2 separate regions of the Homo sapiens genome follow, and region 2 is linked to region 1. A link is an interaction called in ENCODE POLR2A ChIA-PET data of the cell type or tissue named here. Cell type or tissue: GM12878. All regions are shown on one strand.

Evidence for each region. Peaks named below come from ENCODE experiments on the same cell type or tissue, not always from the same donor. Only the 100,000 strongest peaks of a DNase experiment are listed, where the experiment ranks them.
Region 2: POLR2A ChIA-PET joins it to region 1 with 6 read pairs; 2 of 35 experiments call an interaction of 5 or more read pairs at or near these places.

The regions. Positions count from the first base shown.
Region 1 is chr12:27,529,960-27,532,459 of GRCh38, forward strand. The region is part of intron 1 of PPFIBP1 (PPFIB scaffold protein 1); the gene reads left to right. Among named protein-coding and RNA genes, the nearest start is that of PPFIBP1, 7.0 kb to the left of the region's middle. In GM12878, no CTCF peak of the experiment used is centred here; no DNase peak of the experiment used is centred here; H3K4me3 peaks cover 869 bases; H3K27ac peaks cover 722 bases.
Region 2 is chr12:27,229,698-27,232,197 of GRCh38, forward strand. No RefSeq gene overlaps it. Among named protein-coding and RNA genes, the nearest start is that of STK38L, 13 kb to the right of the region's middle. In GM12878, no CTCF peak of the experiment used is centred here; no DNase peak of the experiment used is centred here.

The DNA.
Region 1 (2,500 bases):
ATCCATAGTACTCTACACAAATATTATCTTACTACCACAGAATTGCAAAAGTTTTTCATGAGGAAAGTTTATTGTATTTACTTTATTTAGAAAAAATGAAAACAAGGTTGAAACTCTGTGGTCTACTTTTTTCATCTAGTGACTTGACAGGGCGGCTGCTATTGCATAAAGAATGCCTTTGCAACCGTTATCTTTTTCTAAAGATGCTGCCTCTTATAACAACACAGTATAGAATTTTCTTTTGTTTGCATTGGAATTTGAATACATCTACTTTTTCTTGTGAATGATGGAAGAGTCGAATGAACCTGTGGGTTCTCGAAATTAACTCTGGGAAGTGAGAGGGTGGAAGGGAAACAGTGACGACTCACAGGAGACACACTGGTTGAACCTGTGATCTTGCCAGGGCCATTTGTGTGAAGTCACCTGAATCTCGGTGTTTTTCCTCTGGATCAGCTGCCTGGATGGTTTTGTCAAACTTTCAGATCCTTCCATCCTCCACCCCCATCAATGTGTGACTTTGCATAACTGAGAAAGCTACTAAACACAGAATTAAGTTTCTTTTATTGTTTTTCTCTACTAAGGGAATTTGATTCTCTAGGATGACTTGCACTTCATGTGGGAAAGACACAGCTGGATGCCCAACTGATATCCATTCCCCCCTCCTTTTCTGTAACTGAACCCATTTTGTTTAATTCACCACTATGTCCAGTTAAGTGCTAGATTTCCCAGAATCCCTTGCAGCTGGGAGGTGGTTCAGTGACAGTAGTCCTGGCTGATGAGATGTAAATAGCTGGATGCCCCGTTCCCCAAAGCTCTTAAAAGGGGAAGCCTCTGTGAGCTTGCCTGTTAAGCCTTTTGCTCTTTGTACTTCTTCCCTGGAGAAAGTAAGCAGGCCATCGCGTGACCAAAGACAAGATGCTTGAGGGTTAAGGATGAGTGGGTGGAAGGTTAGAAGGAGGCTGAGAAGCTGATAGCATTCTGCAACTGCTCTACTGGACCCATTTCTTGACTCTGTGAGAAAAATAAAATCTCTACTTGGTTAAACCACAGAACTTGGGTCAGTTACTTGCAGCCAAATGTGATCTTAACTGAGTCTAGATGTCTAAAAATCATAGTTCATCTTTTCTTTAAAAATAAAAACGTGTTATTTTGTACGAGAAAAACAGGACTTTGGAGCCATGCAGATCCTCAACTTGAATCCTGGCTTTGCTATTTATTACAGTCTAATATTGGCAAGTAACTTAACCTCTCTGGGTCTCAGCTTTCTCATCTATAAAATGGTAGCTCTGATATATGTGCCATAGCATTTTTTGAAGGATTAGAAATAATTAGAAATTATTATTATTTTTTTTTGAGACAGTCTCGTGCTGTCACCCAGGCTGGAGTGCAGTGTTGCAATCTCGGCTCACTGCAACCTCCACCTCCTGGGTTCAAGCGATTCTCCAGCCTCAGCCTCCCAGGGAGCTGGGATTGCAGGTCCCCACCAGCATGAGCAGCTAATTTTTTTTTTTTTTTGTATTTTTAGTAGAGACAGGGTTTCACCATCGTGGCCAGGCTGGTCTCAAACTCCTGATCTCAGATGATCTGCTGGCCTCAGCCTCCCAAAGTGCTGGGATTACAGGCATGAGCCACCACGTCCGGCCAGAAATTATTAATAGGAATAATAATGGCATATTCAGCACATGGAAGATCTTCAACAAATGGTGGCACTGTTACCAAAGGGAAGTGTAGTGGGGAGTCTGAAAGGGGGAGGCAAAGAATTCAGCTCTTTCTCCTAGAAGGTTCTCGGTAGGTTTATAGCTACAATCCCTTGACTCCATCTACTTGGCATTTATTCCGCCTCCTGTCTCTTATCCTCATTCCCACCTGCCCACACCAGACTACTTGGAACTCTTCTGTTTTCCAGCTTTGGTTTATAAGGATGTCCTTATAAAAATTTTATTAACTATAGCATAGGGATGAAGGGCGGGGACTCCAGAGTCAGACAGATGTGGATTAGAATCCCCTGTTGTTACTAGCTGTGTGATTTTGGTTAAGTCTTCTGTGAAATGGGAATAATTGGGTGGTTATGAAGATTACATCTGATAATGTATGTGAAGCACTAACAGCTGGTTTCTTGGCACACGACATGCACTGCTTTGATGACAGATATTGTTGTTACTATTTCATTAAGCACGTGTTAAGCAATTCCCAGCCTTGGTACAAGATCCTCTTGGAGACGGAAAGACAAACAAAACATGATCTTTACCTTAAGAGTATTCACATACAGGAGATGGGGGCAGAAAGAGATGGCACACCTTATTCATAACTGTAATAAAATGCAGATTTAGAATACTGTTTAGCTGTTAAAAAGATTGAATATACTGACTTGTACAGATGTCTATTATATATATTTTAAGAAGTAAAAAACCAAGCACACGTGTATGGTTTACATTTGTCAGTGCATGAAAAACTGCCAAGTGGGATGGCTTATGGGAGTTGGGATGAAGGGAACTTTGTA
Region 2 (2,500 bases), 300 kb before region 1:
TACCTACAATTAGCTCACACATGTATTTCTTTACATCTTTTCTATGTCCCTCATTGGAATGCAAGCATAATGGTGTCTCTCTTCTCTCTTACTCACTGTTGTAGCTCCAGCACCCAGAAGACTGCCTAGCATGTAGCAAGTGCACAATAAATACTTGCTGAATAAATGAAGGAATGTCTCTCTTAAACTTGCTAAATAGATGCTATCCTGGCACTTCCCTTCATTGCTTTCCTCGATAGGACCCATGGACTTCCATTTCTCCATTTTGCTAGAGAATATATTCAAATGACTTTCTAAGGAAGGATGCATTGGGAGTAAAATTTCCAAATCCTCACATATTTGACAACATCTGTATTCTGCCTCAACCTAATTGATAGTTTGCCTAGCCATAGGCTTCTGGGTTGAGACTCATTTCTCTTTGAATTTTGGCAGCTACTCTGACGTTCTTTCCTTTGATAGTGATATGTGTGTGTGTGTGTGTGTGTGTGTGTGTGTGTGTGTGTGTGTGCGTTTTAACTTGCTTTCCAGAAGCTTTTAGGGTTTATTATGCATTCTCAGTAATATACCTAGGATTTTTCTTTCTTTCCTCCCTTCCTTTCTTTCCTTCTCTCTCTCCCTTTCTTCCTTCACTCCTGCTCTGCAATCAAAGGGCTTTTTCAACTTGAAGACAGTTTGTTTTTTCATTTAGCTTTTCTATTATTTTGCTATTCTTTCTTTCTGAAATGCTCTTTAGCCACTTTGGACTTTCTGAAACTCCTTCCCTTTTCCCTCCCCTCCCCTCCCCTTCCCTTCTTCTTTCTCTTAAACTGAATGCAAGTCCATCCCTCCCTCCCTCCCTTCCTTCTTTCTCTCATGCAAGTTTACTAGGAAAGTAAAGGAATAAAAGAATGGCTACTCCATAGAGTAGCCCCAAGGGCTGCTGGTTACCCATTTTTATGGTTATTTCTTGATGATATGCTAAACAGAGGTGGATTATTCATGCCTCCCCTTTTTAGACCATATAGGGTAACTTTCTAATGTTTCCATGGCACTTGTAAACTGTCATGGCACTGGTGGGAGTGTAACAGTGAGGATGACAAGAGGTGGCCATATTGGTTTTGGTGGGTTTTAGCCAGCTTCTTTACTGCAACTTGTTTTATCAGCAAGGTCTTTATGACCTGTATCTTGTGCCAATCTCCTATCTCATCCAGTGATTTAGAACGCCTTAACCATCTGGGAATGCAGCCCAGTAGGTCTCAGCCTCATTTTACCCAGCCTCTATTCAAGATGGAGTTGCTCTGATTTAAACACCTCTGACATTTCCCCTCTCCCCACCTTTTTTTTTTTTTTTTTTTGAGACGGAGTTTCACTCTGTGGCCCAGGCTGGAGGCCAGTGGTGTGATCTCAGCTCACTGCAACCTCTGCTCCTGGGTTCAAGCAATTCTCCTGCCTCAGCGTCCCAAGTAGCTGGCATTACAGGCACCTGCCACCATACCTGGCTGATTTTTGTATTTTTAGTAGAGACGTGGTTTTGCCATGTTGGCCAGGCTGGTCTCAAACTCCTGACCTCAGGTGATCCACCCACCTCAGCCTCCCAAAGTGCTGGCATTACAGGCGTTGAGCCACCCTGCCCAGCTACTCCCTCCCTTTTCTAAGAGAACCCTTAATCCTAAGGGTTGCAGAGGAATGAAGATTCATCTTCTGTAACTTCTTCAGGCTGAATAGGGGCGATGATATTCCTGCGTAACTATTAGGGTCTCTCATATTCAAGGTAGAGAGGAACTCAGTCAGAAAACATCAGTATGGTGAGGGTCATTCGTGACTCTTGAGTTCTGACAAAAGGTAATATCTGGAAGATTAATAAGTATTCAGTTTAAGAAAATGTTGAGTAAGCTTATTCAGCTTTCCCACACAGAGTACAACAGCAATATATTCCACAAAGTAAACCAAAATAAGCAAAATTATCCCAAGTAAACTAAATTAGAAGGCTTTCCATGAACTGCGCAACTGTTGGAACCAAGCTGATATGGGGTTGCTAGCTGATTCCAGTGTGCCCAGAATTAGAATATTGATTCAGATTTTTACATTACCCACCCTTCTTGTGTCTTCCGAGCAGCAGTCAGAGATCACTGGTTGGTTCACAGGAATAAGCAGAGTTAGCCTAAATTGCAGAAACAAAATTAAAAATAACTGATGAGACTAGAATTTAATAACAAGTGTACCATAGTTCTTGAAATATAATATTTCTCTCTCCAGTTTCCCATTTTTACTAAAGACAAATCATGGTAAGACTGATTTGCTTTATTTTACTTGGCCTGATTATTTGTACAAAGTGCAGCAAGAATAATTATTTTTCACATAAGCTCTTTTTAAATTGGCTTTGATGGAACTCTGTTTCATAGAAGGAATCTTAGATAAGACATTTTTAGAGCCGAGCCCTGCCATGGGTTTGTACCCTCAAATACCTATGAGTTGAGTAAATTCCTCTCCTCTTAAGGTGAATGATCCCTTATTTCTTTAC